Linked DNA regions of Mus musculus: region 1 is linked to region 2. Evidence: chromatin loops called from intact Hi-C (ENCODE). Cell type or tissue: gastrocnemius. All regions are shown on one strand.

Region 1 (8,000 bases), 85 kb before region 2:
GCAGCCAGGGCTACATAGAAAAACCCTGTCTTAAAACCCACCCACTCCCCCAAAATTAAGAAAGACTACAGAATATCTTGAGGTGTCTACTTCTGCGAGCTTGGTTCTTCTGACACCTTAGAGTGATTTGGTAGCCCCGTTACCGTTCTTTGGTAGGGCTGGCACTGCCCTATAGAAACCTGCTCAAGCAACTTATTAAAAGTTACACTGCAACTCAGGGGTAGGCGTATTTCAGAAAGAACCAGCAGAATTACCTTTTTACACTCACTCCTAAGGTTCCTGTGGGAATCCCCCCTCTTCAGCAGTAACAATGCAGTGCACAGTTATCAACCCACCCTTGGGAGGTAAATAAGGATCAGGCGTTTAAGCCACTCTTAGCTGCTAAACAGAGAATGAAGCCAGCCTGAGACACCTGTGAGAAAAGCCTGCCAGTTCAAGTTCAGAACAGCAGAGATGCAGCTTTTTGAGAAGGTAAAGGCTACGACTCTGCTCCACTGAATGAAAGGTGACCAACACTGTAGAACCTTCAACGGTGCACTGAAGGTGGATGCTATGTAGTTCAGCTGGAATATACTTGCCAGAGTATGTGGAGGGCGCAGGGCTCACTCTCTAGCACCATCAAAAAAAGGTAAACAGAAATTCCATGGCACTGACATGCTATGTTGTCCTACATAATTCAACAATGACTACTTTAAGAAATATTTGGGCTGGGCAGTGGTGGCGCATGCCTTTAATCCCAGTACTTGGGAGGCAGAGGCAGGTGGATTTCTGAGTTCGAGGCCAGCCTGGTCTACAGAGTGAGTTCCAGGACAGCCAGGGCTATACAGAGAAACCCTGTCTTGAAAAACCAAAACCCAAAACAAAAAAAGAAAAAAATATTTGGAACACTTCTTTTGAACTGTCTGTGAAACTAGTTTAAAAGACATTTAACACCAACAATTCTCTCCTATCTAGTTCTAGCTGGTTAGTATTTTTATTCAACAACAATGACTTTCTAAACTGTAAGTACATTGAGAAAATGTTCAATGAGAAAGACCACATCCATCAACTAACCTTTCCAATGAATCTCCATACCATCCTTACCAGCATTAATTTCTTGCACAAACCTTTCTTTGGACAAAGATAACATTACCTAGATATAGAAATTCTATTTGTAAGTTAGAGATCTTCTCTTTATTACATGGTATTTAAGACAAGGCTGCAAATACTTGAATTCCTAACCAGTGTACAAGAGCCCAAAGGAACATGTGCTCTCTCTGTAATCTCAATACAGAGGAGGGGCAGTGTGAGCAGTCTGTTCTACACAGTAACTTCTAAGCCAGCCAGGGTTTTGTGTTCAGACCTACAGCCACCCAGTGTGCTGTGGAGAGACTTTACTCCAGAATCTAGGGTAACAAGCCCGGGCATCACGTACTTCTGCTTCTTTGATCCTTTGTGGGTTTTCTCTGTCTTTTCAGTTGATCTTTCTCTTGAGTGGCTAGAGTCTCTGGAATCCACTGACTCTCTTGATTTACCTCGCTTAAGATCTCTCTCCTTATGTTTTTTACGACGTTCAATATCAAGGCGAAGATCAACAGGATCATCTTTGTATTTTCCCTCAGCCTGCCAAAAAGATGTCAAAATTACGGTTTTGGGATCCAGAACTGCTGACTCACTCATTCTCACTGTGGTCTCTACTAAAGGAGCCCTGGGGGTCTAAGAGCCGCCCCTCAGCCTTGGTTTGTTGTTGTTGTTTTGTTTCATTTTCCAAAAGAACAATCAAGGTGCTATCTCTTGAAAATGCTGTATATGAATTTTACTTTGTTTCCCGTGTCCCAGTAATGACTGGCTAGGTGTTCATGCCAAGATGTCCAAAATCAGCTCTGGAAGGTGTTTTTATTAAGTTTATATATAGGAAATGCTTACTTCTCTCTACCTAAAGCAGCTACCCATTCCTGTGTGGAACTACCTTAAGGTATTTTAAGAATAAGAAAAGAAAAGCATCATTGGCCAGATCAACTCTGCAATGGCCTTTAGTAACACCTGGGGAAATTCATGAGGGCAGATGCCTAAGACGGCCTTAGAGACAGCACGCACTGGGACTGATCTAATGGAAACAAGCCCTCCCTAACTGGAAGTTGTCTGCTCTGTATTAACATCTTACATACATGAACCATAGACTTCTCAATGCAATAATATTGACATTAATAGCAAGACTGATAGGAAGGTTTATTATCAATCCGTTTCTGAGAGGGTCTAAGCCAATAAATAGACAAATGACAACAAAGAACAAATGCAGCCATCGCTCCTTGGGCCACTAGACAGCATCACTGAGAAACTGGCTGTTGGAGGCATGGAGCACAGACTTCTGCTGCTTCACTAGGGCCAGGCATGTGGAGACAGGGGAAAGGGGTAGAAGACCAGAGATTGCACAAGGTGTCTCTCGACACTTTCAACCAAAAAGACAAATTTGTTTGGAAATTTTTAAAATAGCATTAAAAAAAAAAAAGGTTTCAGCAGCACAGAACAGCCATCTTTCATTCCAAATTTCAACTGTATATATGAATGATGGTCAATAAATATTAAGATCTTAAAAACTCCATCTATTTATTTTACAGTAAGAGACTGCATGAGTTTAAACCTCTTAATAACAGTGTTATGTGCACATCATTGCAAATATAGCCAGGCCATTTTAAAGTAACAGTAACCGACAGATGATATGGTACAATGTTAGGAAAAAACAAAAAAAAGCGCACCAGCTGTTCAACACAGTCTACTGAGTTAAGATATGAATATTTCACTCTGCTCTGACATGCATGTCTTTCTGAAATCATGGTTGGAAATAGTGCATGTAGACAGTTGATTTGATAATACTTACAAGCAGAAAAATATCACAAAAAGTTTCTTCTCTCATCATGGGCACTTGTTCCAAAACGCCTCTCTTTTTTTTCTCAAGCTCACCTCAATAGACTCTGGGGTCATTTACCATATTCTAACCACTTCACAAAGGTTGTTGATACATTTTAATAAAAATTAACCCTTTGTAGTTCATTTTTAGAATTATGCCCATCCTTAAAAGAAAAACACAAACTTAAGTAGAGAGTAATTTAAACAAACACATTTCTGTCAAGTTCATGCCCAACGCACTCATTTTGTTGAAATTACTGATCAAAGCAACAGTTCACCTTGTAGCCAGGTTCCCGTGGACTTTTCAATTCCTCATGAGTCAAACCATGCTTTCTGAATGTACTGGGGGAAATGTCTATCCTCCTAAAATTAAAAATAAAGAAATTGTATACAATTCTACAGAATACTGGTTAACAAGGTAGATCCTAAGGTAGGTAAAGGAGTCATAGATAGACACAAGTGCTTTTATAGCTTATCTGTTACTATGTATATATTCTCATTAACTCTCTCTCTCCGTCCCCCCCCCTTTTCTGGTGTTAAGATTAAGTGTGTAGCCTAGCATGCACTTTATCCCTGAATTAGACCTGTAATGAAAACACGCCCTTTACCCCACACAAAATAAGTAATTTAAAAGGCAGATAATCTCGGAGTTCCAAGTCACCCTGATCTACAGAGGGATTTCCAAGATAACCAGGGATATACAGAGAAATTGTTTCGAAAAACAAACAAAAAAGTCTTCGTTTATTTGTATTTGTGTGTGCCTGTGCATTCACATGCTCATCTTTATTGCACAATTCACAGCAAGTGAGGGGGTCAGAGGATAACTTATGCAAATAAATTGGCAACATGCAGTTTTACTGGCTGAGCCAAGTTCCGTTATTTTATTTAGGGGTGGGGTGGGAGAATACTAACCTCAGAGCTTTGCACAGACCAGGCAAGCACTCCACTGCTAAGCTATGATCCCCAGCACACCATTCTTGTTTTGTTTTTGAAACAATCTATGAAGTCATACACAGCTCTCTTGTAACTCGCTATGTAGACCAGGCTGATCAGAGATCTGCCTACCTCTGCCTCCCAGTGCTGGGATTAAAAATGTGTATTGCTATGGCCAGCCTCAGTTCCTTCCCAATAGTGCTACTAGCTTGCAAGATAGATTCAATCTTAGATTTGCTTATAATCACATCTACTGCCCTGACTACATATTTATGTTCTGCTAAACTCAAAGAGCAATTCCCTTCTTGAGAATCTGATTATTTCCATTATTTCTCTGTAAGACTGGTTCTAGGTAAGAAACTGCCCTAAGCTGACAGACCTCACCAGATGCTGTACCTAAGGATGTCTTTACAAACTTGGTCTTCCCCAGTACTAAGCTGATTGACTACTAAGGACTTACAGGTATGATCAACTTTGTTTCCTTCCAAAATCTCCACGTGCCTAACAAATTCCCTAATTACCAGTTTTTAAAAAAAAGACTTATTTTATGTATAGGAATGCATACACTGTAGCTGTCTTCAGACACACCAGAAGACAGCATCAGATCCCATTATAGATGGCTGTGAGCCACCATATAGTTGCCGGGAATTGAACTTAGGACCTCTGGAAGAGCAGTGCTCTTAACTGCTGAGCCATCTCTCCAGCCCATTAATTACAAGTTTTAAACCTGCTGGACCTTACTTAAACCTCGAGATAAGTCAATTTTAAGCTTCTCCCTCAACCATCTTCTCCAGCAAATCCTCCTAAGTAAAATATATGAAATATGTAAGGTTGCTTAAAGAAGTCCGTATTTGGCCGGGCAGTGGTAGCACATGCCTTTAATCCCATCACTTGGGAGGCAGAGGCAGGCGGATTTCTGAGTTCGAGGCAGCCTGGACTACAAAGTGAATTCCAGGACAGCCAGGGCTACACAGAGAAACCCTGTCTCGAAAAACCAAAAAAAAAAAAAAAAAGTCAGTATTTATTCTTACTACAGGAACTTCAGGTTTACTGGGCCCAATGTGATAAGAGTACAGCCTTCAAAGCATCCTTTTCACCCTCAAATACAAATGTCCAAGATATTCAAGAACCCTAGAGAATATTAGCCTAAATTTAGGATCCAAAGTGCGTTAGAGAACTCATCAAGGCGAGTTTAGTATCAGATGACAAGAGTTTTATCACAGGCTGAGGACCCCACCTGTGTATCTCTGGGCTTTTCTTATTTTTAGCTGCTTCTTGTTCATTTCCTCTCTTTAGGTATTTAGTAAAGCGTTCATGCAATGTCATTCCAGAGGATCCAAAGTGATGCTCTGTTAAGAATCAAAGAAATGCATTAATAGACTACCAAAGGCAGGTACAAGGTTCAACTCTCCCAAGAACCTGTAGCCACACAGATACAACAAGTATTCAAACCCAAGTAATACACTGAAAAAGAAAGAAAAGTGGCTGGTTCAGAAACAATCCAATGCTGGGTTTCTAGTTTGCTCCCGTATCTTAGGAACATGATACCAGGACAAAGACCCTGGTGCTCACCTCGGTTTGGGGTATAGGACCAATTATTACTTGACTTTCACTCTAGACTGAGCCTGTAACCAGCCAAGTTCAGCTTTCTGAATCATTGCTCTTGGCAATTTCTAAACCTGCCCACCTCCATTTTCTCAGGGGAACAATAGAACTTGGGAAAGAAAGGTTACAGTCCTCCCAGAGGACACACGCTTGCTTTCCAGCACCCTTCTCAGATAGCTCAAAACCTAATGTAACGCTCACCTTCTTCTGGCCTCCACGGGAACCTCCCATTCCAGACACATACATATAAAAAAGTATAAAACAAACCTTTAAAAAGTTACTCTCCATACTTTGTGTTGAGAATTTTGTTATCATGATTACAGATTGCTAGCATTTCAAAACACTCATCTCTATTAAAACATGGAAATTTCTTACAGAAGTCTGTTCCTTTACCTAGCCTGTAGCTTTAACGGTCCTAGAGGTTTCATCATTCCCTAGCCATCCTGTTTTAGAAAGACAAACAGGCAGACGTCAACTCACCTTTAACATGATGAACAATGGTCACTATGTGCTGAGCAAACAGTTCTGAGGGGCTACGCTGAGACTGAGCCGACTGTATGTGCTGGAAAATGGAACGGAACTCCTGCTCCTTTTTGTTGCTATGGACTAGATCCCGACAGAGCTTTCGCTCCTGAGCCAATAAACCACTAGGTCTGAAAAACAAATACATGGAGATTCAGTGTAACAAGAGATACAGAAAGTCAGAATTCTTTAACCATAAAAATAGAAGTTCTAACTTTCAAGATAGCTTTTTCCCCCAATGTAAATCAAGGCTGGCTGTGAACTTGTGATTTGTTCTGCCTCAGCCTCCTGAGTGCTGGGACTGCATGAATGGGTCAGCCTTTACAGGCTCGGGTGAGGGTGTAGAATGCTGGGCATCAAAGCCAGGGCCTGGTATATACTAAGTATCTGAGTCTTCCAACACTGAACCATAGCTTCCTCTTATTTTGTGCCAGGGAGGGGAGGATGAAAATGTGTGGAATACACAAGTAAAAGTCAGAAGACAACTTGTAGGAGTCATTTCTGTCCTTCCAGATCACCAGGGTTAGCCATCTTGCCAGCCCCTCCTTCCTTTTTTTCTTTCTGAGACAGTTCCAAGGTTTGTTTGTTTTTTTTTCCTTTGTTTTTTGAGAGAGGGTTTCTGTGTAGCCTTGACTGTCCTGGAACTAGCTCTGTAGATCAAGGTGGCCTCAGACTCAAAGATCCACCTGCCTCTTCCTCCTGAGTGCTGGGATTAAAGGTGTGCAGCACCAACTGCCTGGCATTTCCAAGGAGTTTTAAGCCCACAAATGTTCCTTTTGTTCTCTATCACATTACAACTAAGGAAAGGTTGGTCCAAAATTCACTGAGAATCTTCAAGTGGGGAAGTGTTAAACCTTGGTGACTGTAGTTGTTTTAACACACAAAAAAGATACTGTAAAAGATCAACTAACTTGCCTAGGAAGGTCATTCAATGAGGCAACAAAAAGCAGCAAACAGTGGGCTGGTGAGATAGTTCAGTGGGTATAGGCAATGGCCACCAAGCCAGAGCCCATATGGCAAAAAGAAAAAACTCATTCCCACAAGATGTCCTCTGACCTTCATGTGCATGCTGTGGCATGTCTGCCCCCTCCTTGCTTCTTAAGCAGAAAGGGCAAGAGTGGAACATGTGGCTAGGACACCATTCAGGCAGAGTTCCAACTGACTGGGTAGATTAGACTATGTCAAAAAGCAGCCAGTCTGGGCTCCACCATACTTTCCTGAAGTTAGAGGAAGAACGGAAGAGGCCGAGTCCATCAATTTGAAGTTTTCTGCTATTTAATGGTGGCAAAAATAATCGGATTCTGGTGACCCACGTCAATGGAGACACGGTTCTCAAGTGTCTTCATAGGTAAAACAATGTGGGTGGAGTCGGCTTGGAGGGAAAACAGACCAGAATGGCCGCTCCAAGTTCCCAGACACAAAGAGAGGCAGCCAGCAAGGGCTGAAAGATTCTTTAGGCCAACAATGCTCAGGGGCCACCATCACTGTAAGCCATAATCATCTGCACTCCAGGGACAGACATAAAGGTACTGGCACCGACGGTGGCAGCAAAGCAACACTTCCATCCTCAGGAAGGCTGGGTAAGGAAACTATTTAGGCCTGAGAGCCCTGAGGGTCAACAAGGAGCGCTCCTCACCGTGCAAGGTCCTCATCGAAGGAGTCCATCCGGACATTGACTTGGGCCTCCCGGGTAATGGAAAAGGAAGACTTCCCTGAGGAAAAGTCTCCTTTGCTTCCCAGCTTGTCACGGCTCTCAGAGGTCTTCCTTGGGGGCGGCGATGAACTTTTCTCCTGGACCGCCTTGTACGCAGTCACCCGGAAATTCTTTTCTGGCACAAAGCCCCTGTGCCCACTTTCACTCCTCTTGGACCCTCCACGCTCCTCCTTTCGGGATCTCTCTGTGAAAGGCTCATCCTCCATTTCCTCTGCCTTCCTCTGCTTTTCCTTCCCTGTGTGCAGGCTCTCCCACTTGCCTGACTTCTCTTCCTCCTGGTTTTTGCTTGCACCGGCTATGACTTTCGACATAAATTTGGGCTCATCATCAAACTCGGGTT
Region 2 (8,000 bases):
ATGGAGAAGACAGTAGCTCCAGCTCAGTAAAAGAGGATCTTCAGAGTCTGGGGTGGATCTCGAAGGAGAGTGGGGGTGGGGACGAGAGGATAGCACCAGGCTGCGGCAGAAGGGTCACCCCATCGAATCCCTAGCCGGGTTCCCACGGATCCCGATGCCCCGTGCTTCCCGGCGCGGAGGTTGGGGGGAGGAGGCAGCTGTCAGAAGATGCGTCCGTGGCCCGGAGCCTCGGCAGCGGCCACAGCCTTTATTTTTAAACTTCTAAGTGGTCAGAGGGCGCGGGGGGGAGGGGTCCCCGCCCAGCCGCCAGCCTCATCCTCGGCCGCCCTGCGGCTACTCGGTCCCCCTCCGGGCTCGCTCTTGTGTGGCTCCCGGCTTACCTGCGGGTGCGCCCGGGCCGGGCTCCACACGCGGGCCACTCTCCATGGCTGCGGCGTCACTGGAGGTTTTGGGGGAGGGTCTCAGCCGCGACGGCGGCGACGGCCGGAGGCCAGGACCAGGGTCCCGCGGCGCATCCCGCCCGGCCCGCCCAGCGGGCAAAGACCCAGAGGCGGCGGCGTTCCGAGTGGGAGAGGTAGAGGCCGGTGGCTAACGAAGCTCTGAGTAGCCAGCTACCCGAGGTCGGTCCTCCGCGACCGCGATTCTGCTCCTTTGCCCCGCGCCGGCCCAGTCCTGGTCGCGGCCCAACCCTATTGTACCGCCCGGGCTGGGCCTGGCCTCTCCGAATGTACCAAGTGCGCGGGGGATGACCGCCCCCGCAGTGATGGAGTACGGAGCCACCACGGGCACAACCAGAGGGCTCCGACACCGCCCTGCGATGCAGCTCCCGGAACTTCACGATGCTCCTTCTGTGGTCGCCGCAGGGCGGACGCCGAGCTGGGGGCACGCTGCTGGCCACACTGACTCCCCCTGCGGCCGCGCGTTGGTACGTGCCGCGCGCCTGAAGACTATGTAGGGAGCTCTCGGGTGACTCACCGGCCGCTGGGACTAGGGGAGTGGGGTGCTGGGTTAGGATCCCCTATTCTCTCTCTGGATGCTGGAGGCTCTAGCGTGCAGTCTAAATTCTCTCCCAAGCCTGCCTCAGACAAAAATCTTTATTGGGGGGGGGGCGTTGCAACGCCTGAAGAACGGTCTCATGGAGACTCCTAAAAGGGCTATCCTTTCTCTTTTCTGGTGATGGCTGCGAAGGCGCTTTTCCTCTTGCACCCTAGGGTTGGTGTCTTCTCTGTTTCTCTGGGAGTAATTACAACCCTGTAAGGCGCTTTACTCAGGTCTCTAATCTGCTGGGGCCCTCCCTGATCCAAACTGGGTGGTCCTAGCCTAGAGCCTCCCCTACCTTCATCAGAAGACCCCCATCCCCCGCCCCCACATCTCTCCAGAAGGATTTTTCTTTCCTACGGCTCGTCGCGATAAAGAGTAGTAAGCCTCACTTCACCCTCCTCCCCGAAAATACTCGGGGCTCTGGAGTGGGCTCTCCTATCTCCTGTTTCAATGCCCGCCCGCTGAGGTGAGGGCTTCGAGCCAAGTCGGGCTTGGCTTCGGACAGGGTGCAGGGAGCTTGCTGGGAAGGTGGATCGATAGTAGAGGTACTGGTGCAGAGAGGACCAGACTGGAGGGAGGAAGGAGGGGCCGCTGGGCTCTGCCTATCCTAGCCCTGCTCTTTGTCCTGACCTGGAGGTCATTTCTCTAGTTGTCCACAGATTAGGGCCAGGGAGGCACTGTCTCCCTGTCTCTCCTTCCCCTTCCTAACCACTGGACCCTCCTTCCTTAGAGCACCTCCACAGAACAGTCATTCCAAGGGAGAGGGCAGGGAGTACGATTCAGGGAAAGGGAGAAGTTTCAGGCAACCTAGCAGCAGTTTCTATCCCAGTAGTAAGTAACTGGCGCTTTGAACCCTGGGGGGAGGGGGGAGGGAAGATTCGCCCGAGGTGGAGGCTGAGTGACTTTAGAAAAGGATGGTGCTAAAGGCCAGCAACGAGAGTGACACGTCTCCTGAAACTCTAAAGTTGATAAACAGCAGTAGTGATGTGGGGGTGCAGTGCAGCCCACAGTGGCTGCCTAGCGTGCACTAAGCCCTGGGCTCGGATTTCCAGCACTACATCAAGCAGGCGTGATGGCACAGGCGTGATGGCACAGGCCGGCAATCTCGGCACTTGGAAGGTGGAGGCTGGAGGATCAGACTTTCAAGACAGGCTTCAGGGGGAAAAACAGCTTGGTGGGTAAAGGTGCTTTCAGCCAAACCTGATGATCTGAGTTGGATTCCTGGGACCCACATGGTAGAAGAGAACGAATTTCTGCAAGTTGCTCTCTGATCTCTGCACTCCTATGTAGAATTAAGAATGTACTTCATCCCGGGAGGCAGGTTTCTGAGTTCAAGGCTAATCTGGTCTGCGGATTGAGTTCCAAGACAGCCAGGGCTACACAGAGAAACCAACACACAAACACACACACACACACACACACACACACATAAATAAATAAATAAATAAACAAACAAAAGAAAAAATATATTTAGATTGGGACTCACTGTGTAGCCCTGGCTGGCCTGTAACTCACCCAGTGTACCAGAATGGCCTCCAATTCACAGAGATCCACCTTCTTTCTCCCTGGTGCTAGAATTAAAGGCACATGCCACCAATTTTTAAAAGTAAGGAATATAATAAAACTCCCTTTAAATAGTATTATAATATTTAAATAGTATTTATAATAATAAATAAAAACCCCTGGTTATGGGGCAATTTTGAGGGCAATTGGGATGTATGAGATATGCTTCACAATAAATAAAAAAATTAAATTAAATGGTGCCATGAAGTATTTTGAGGGTCATTGTAAAGATTAAGTAAGACAATGGAAATGAAGTACTTAGCATAGGGCCTGGTATATAGGAAGTGCTGAGTACATATGATGATGACGATGATGGGAACTCAGATATAAAAGAGGATGAAGATGACATTCCATATTTGCTGTTAGTCATCCCATCTGCAGGATGAGGTGATCACATGGATACTAGAGTCCATGGCTGTCTCTTGTGAATCCAGAGGTCTAAGGTTTACATTGTCCAGAGCTGGGCATAGGCTCGTACTGAGCCCTGCAGAGAACCCAACAAGGGACCAGCTGCTTGGGCTGGTTTTCCTCCTACCTCCCAGTCCTGGGATAAAAAAATGGGAGTGGTGAGATTCCCACAGTGGGGAGAGTTCAGGAATAAAGAGGGACAGTGGATTTAAAGGAGCCTAAGAGCAAGAGATTCCAACCTGGGAAAGATATGAAAACTGGAAATCTGCACTTGTGTCTGATCATCTAGGACTGGCTTTGGGGAGTTCTCTGAACTGGGCAGGGGTAGCTCAGGTGTGTGGTGGTTGGCTGCATCTTCAGTCCTCCACCAAAGGCATGTTTGCATTTACACAGGCACTCTGGAGGGCATTTTGGTCAGTGTTTAAGGACACTTTTTTTGTTACAACCGAGGGTGCTATTGGCATCCAGTGAATGTGAGACAAGAATATGGCTTTAAAAAATCCTACAACCCTGTCACAACAGAAAATTCACGGACACAGAATGCCTGAGGTACCAAAGTTGAGGAACCCTGGCCTCAGCCTTTAGTACTGCAGAGCAGCTGGGTATCTGAGAGGTAGCCAATGGGAGGGGCAGGTTTCCTGGCCAGCAACAGCTAGAGCATTCTGGCACAGCTGAAGGGCCTATATGGAGCCTGGGAGAATGCCTTTTGGGGAGCCAGGGCAGTGCTACAGCCCTATAATGCGTTTGGAGTAGGCAGGCAGAATAGACACTTCTCTTTTCTCCCTGTAACTGACCAGGAGCTCCAGCCCAGCAACTGATGATTAACAGATTTATTTATTTGTTTGCTATTTATTTATTTAGAAAAGACTGGTGCCTTTATGTTTAAGGGTATGAGGGGGCTCCACATGCCTTCTCAAAGAAAGTGCAATCATGGGTATGTGTAACATCTGGGCTGAAACCCCAAGAGGATATCCTGCCCATTCAGCTCGAGGCAGGGAACTTTGTCGGCCTCAGCTGCCCGGGGCAGTCTCCTCCCCCTCCACGGAAATAGACAAGAGCGAGTGAATCGTTAGTTTCTCCACCAGGCTGGGCTGGGGTTGGGGAAATTCCCTGACTGAAGATCAGGATGATGTCCCCTTGCAAATCGTCCTAGAAGGAAGGCAGGAGCCAAAACGCTCCCAATCGCCTAGTTTTGATGGGGCAGAGCCCAGGATGAACCCACCCAGTACTGAAGAAAACGGTTAGGAGATTTAACTCAGATACAAATCTCAGGACTAGGGCCTGGGATGCTGCCTCCACCCCCACAAAGTAGGAAGTGGGAGGAGCCTTTTGGGGGGCAGCGGAAAGTGCAGCCACCAGATTCTCACTCCCGCTCCACCCCCACCGCACAGCACAAAGAAGAGGAGGGGCTGTGACTTAGACTGCCTCTTAGCCTCTAGGGCCCGCGGCTTGAGACTGGGACTGGGAAAAGTCCTTCAGGGTAGTAGTGACCAGCTGCCTCTTTCTCTCCTTACAGCTCTTGAGGAGGAAGGGAAGAGCAGAAGTTCCTAGGCAGGAGGAACTAAAAATCTGTACTACAGAGGTCAAGCCTTTGGGTGTCTTAGAGGAAGTCTTTTTTCAAGCTCCTACTAGGGATGAGAAACAACTGGTCCTGGGGTCTCTTCTCCAATTTCCTTTTTTTTTTCCTTCTTCCTTCCTTCCTTCCTTCCTTTCTCTTTTTTTTTTTTTTTTTTTTTTTGAGACCGGGCTTCTTGTAGCCCAGGCTGGACTTGTACACGCTGTTTGACTGAGAATGACCTTGAATTTCTTACGTTCCACTCTTACTGCCTTCTTTTCTAGGGAACAGGAGATGAGGGTCGGGAGGGATATCTGGTTTCCTAAAAGTCTTACTCCCTACAGGTGGTAGAGAGGGAGAGGGAGGGGCTGGAATTCAAAATTGAAGGGAGAAGTCCAAGAACTTGGGGCCTGCTGTGTAGGGAGTTCTGTCTTGTTTGTGCTGGAGATGAGACCCAGGGCCTTGCCCATACAAAGCATGCGCTCTACTCCTGATCCCTGACAGCCACCCCAAGGAGTTTTCAGGTTGCAGTCTGAGCAAGGATGAGACCTTACAGATCAATACATGTGCCCCGCCCCCACCCTTAATTCAAAACTGATGACTCGGAGAACTGTCCCAAAGAAAAGGCAGGGCCAAGTTCGGGAATCAGAGGCAGAGAGGGGGGATAATGAGTCCGTGAGAAGTCAAGGAGAGGCTCCACCTCCAGTCTGTCCAGAACCGCCCTGCCTGACAGCAGGCTGGGTGGGGTCAGGCGGCTGCCTGTGACTGTGACTCAGGTTTCTGTGGGCAGCCAAGGCAGCCGGCAGGGAGGAGCCCAGACCGACTGACAGGCTGGCCAACTGCTGTTTTCACCTCAGCTGTCCCCTCTCCTGGGAATGAAGGAGGCTCTGGACTAGCCTCACTGCTACTCTCCCAAGGCTACAGACTTCTGTCTTCTTCTTCTGCTCCCTTCTAGAGACCCTCATGCAGCCTCCTGAGGTCGTGCCACAGGATGGAGAGTCAGGGATCTCTGCCTCTAGGGAGGCCCCGGAATGTCTGTACTACAGGGAGAAGGCTATAATAATGATTGGTCCTATAACCTCAGGGAAAGACTGGGAGAAACCCTTGCCCCCCTCCAGCCTTCTCCTAGCCTAGCTGGCTCAGTATCTGGACAGAGCAGTTGTCATGGTGAAGGCCGGGTGGTACACAACAGTATATAGTTGCTGCAGAGACAGACAAGCAGGCTGAAGCGAGGAGACCTGAATTCCAAGCACAGTGCCCACAGGGCTGACCACTAAGGAGAGACGGCCGGAGCCAAATCCAAAGGGCTGTGGTCAGTGATGACAGGGCTTTGCCTCTGTGAAGGGTAAGAAGGGTTTGGTCAGCTAGCACATTCCTCAACGATTGTTGGGCTGTGTTTGGATCTGTTGGACTGTCTTGATAGTGTAGCTCGAAGGGAATCACATTTCCTCTGTGCCTTTTCTGTGCCCACGATCTGTGCTCATGTCTCATTAATATTTACAGCAACTGAAAGAACTTCAGCATCTGGCCTCAGATGGCAAGCCTGGGATTAGAACTCGGCACTGAGTGCCACCACAGCCGGCATCTTGGTTTTTCTGGGAACTAGGCAGGGTAGCTGTTCTAGAGAAGGGACGGTAAGTGATTTGGATTTGTTAAAAAGGCCACAAGTGTAAGGATGCAGGGCTTGGCTGTGTTTGGGGTTTGGGAACAGATGGCAGTTGAAAGAGAAAGCCGTTAACTATCCTGACATAGAATATGTGGTCATGCAAACTTTTTATAATGAACTTTAGACCTCTGTGTGAGCCATCGCTAGTTTTTCAGGACATCCTGGGCGCTTCTGGAGCTGATCTGCAGCAACAGAAAACAGTTCGAAATAGGGACTTTCCAAGACCAGTCTGGGAGAGAGAAGAATTTGCAGAACATCACAGTGCCAGTCGTGGGGGAGGAAAATAAGGACACTCTGTGGACAATGTAGGACTACCACAAGGTGCGGATGCCACCTAGCGGCCATAATGGTGCAGCCACCCGGGCGCTGGTAGCATTCCGGAGCTGCAGCTCGAGCTGAATCACGGGTGGGACTTCCGGGTAGAACTGCCGGATGCTGTAGTCTGACTTTGGTCAGCCGAACCACAAGTCCCGGGGTCCTCTGCGCCACACCGCGCAGGCGCAGTGAGGAGGGGCCGGTCAGTCCTAGACGCTGAGGGGCCGCGGCTGGGTTGAATCGGCGACTCCCGGGGTCTGGGATCTGGGTTGTGAGGAGGTGAGGTGAGGCGGCACTGAACGGTGGGCACCATGTCGAGGCAGGCGAACCGTGGCACGGAGAGCAAGAAAATGGTAACTGAGCGCGTGACCCGGCGGGCCGGGCGGAATCGAAGCTTCCTGGGAAGGGGCCTGGTGCTGGCGCTCCAAGTGATTGTCAAATGAGTCCTGCTGTGAGCTGTGGGATGGGGAAGTCCCAGTGTGGGTCATTCCCTAGGCGTCCGGCGCTGGGGCAGCTTGGGGGGACCCCTGAGTTGCCCCTCCGCCCGCTACACCCAGGTCTCTCGGGGTCGAGTGCTAAACCAACAACAGCGACGGTAATCAATAACAGTACCAACCATTTACTGATCTCTTACTGTGCGTTTGGTGCTAGGCTATTGCTTCCATTATGTCATTATCACAAGGTAACCTCTTCTAGGTGGATAATGTTATGGCGTTTTACAGCTCAGTGAAGTTTATGGGACATCCAGATTTACACTTCGGAAGAGTTAGGATTTAAACCCATGCCCCTCCATTTCTACAGTGAATATTTCAGCTTTTCACTATGCTTTAGGCATTGTGAGACTTAGACAGTGGTCTTGTCAGAAGGGGACTTGCCATCTAACATTAAGGAGTGAGCCGGCCTAAGTATTCAGTGGCCCCTGTAATGGTTGAGAGGATAACTGTGGTTCCTTCCCTAACCTGGGAGTAGTGGGACAGGATATAATCCCAAAAGGCTGGGCTGGGCTGGACTGGGTCTGGAGAGTCAGGTGGATATCAATTTTCTCCGAATCCCAAGGAAAGAGGCTTTCTTGTCAAGTGTTTTTTGTTTGTTTGTTTGTTTGTTTTTAGTGTATTCTTTTGCAGAACTGCCCATGCTGTGCCTTTGCTTTGGAGTTTCAAACTGAACATCTGGGAGCGGAACTGTAGCTCCAGTTGGTAGAGTGTCTGCTTAGCATGCACAAGGCCCTGAGTTGAATTCCCAGCACCACGTAAACTAAGCTTGCTCATGCATGCCTGTAATCCCAGCCCTCGGATGGTAGAGAAAAAGGGTCAGGAATTCAGGGTTGTCCTTAGCCCGAGATAAGATGGAGGCCAGCGTAGGCTACTTGAAGCTACTACTTGAAACTATTTTTAACACACAGAGTGTTGGGGACGTGGGGTGTGGGGCTCACATCAGGTTTGGGAGGTAACT

What was found. Hi-C counts contacts between places; a loop is a spot of excess contacts. Peaks named below come from ENCODE experiments on the same cell type or tissue, not always from the same donor. Only the 100,000 strongest peaks of a DNase experiment are listed, where the experiment ranks them.
Region 1: it touches region 2 in a loop (2.9-fold over the local background); 17 of 42 quality-filtered maps call a loop at or near these places.

What each region holds. Positions count from the first base shown.
Region 1 is chr4:126,170,280-126,178,279 of GRCm38, forward strand. It overlaps Thrap3 (thyroid hormone receptor associated protein 3), which reads right to left. Exons shown (of 12, transcript NM_001356455.1): 5 at 7,583-8,000; 6 at 5,905-6,077; 7 at 5,057-5,168; 8 at 3,165-3,249; 9 at 1,415-1,602. Among named protein-coding and RNA genes, the nearest start is that of Sh3d21, 11 kb to the left of the region's middle. In gastrocnemius, no CTCF peak of the experiment used is centred here; no DNase peak of the experiment used is centred here.
Region 2 is chr4:126,255,637-126,263,636 of GRCm38, forward strand. It overlaps Map7d1 (MAP7 domain containing 1), which reads right to left and starts at 683. Exons shown (of 18, transcript NM_001347198.1): 1 at 381-683. The coding sequence starts at 426. It overlaps Trappc3 (trafficking protein particle complex 3), which reads left to right and starts at 6,769. Exons shown (of 5, transcript NM_013718.2): 1 at 6,769-6,901. The coding sequence starts at 6,860. In gastrocnemius, CTCF peaks have their summits at 3,567, 4,168 and 4,379; DNase peaks (open chromatin) are centred at 183, 735, 887, 1,515 and 5 more places; H3K4me3 peaks cover 7,101 bases; H3K27ac peaks cover 7,616 bases.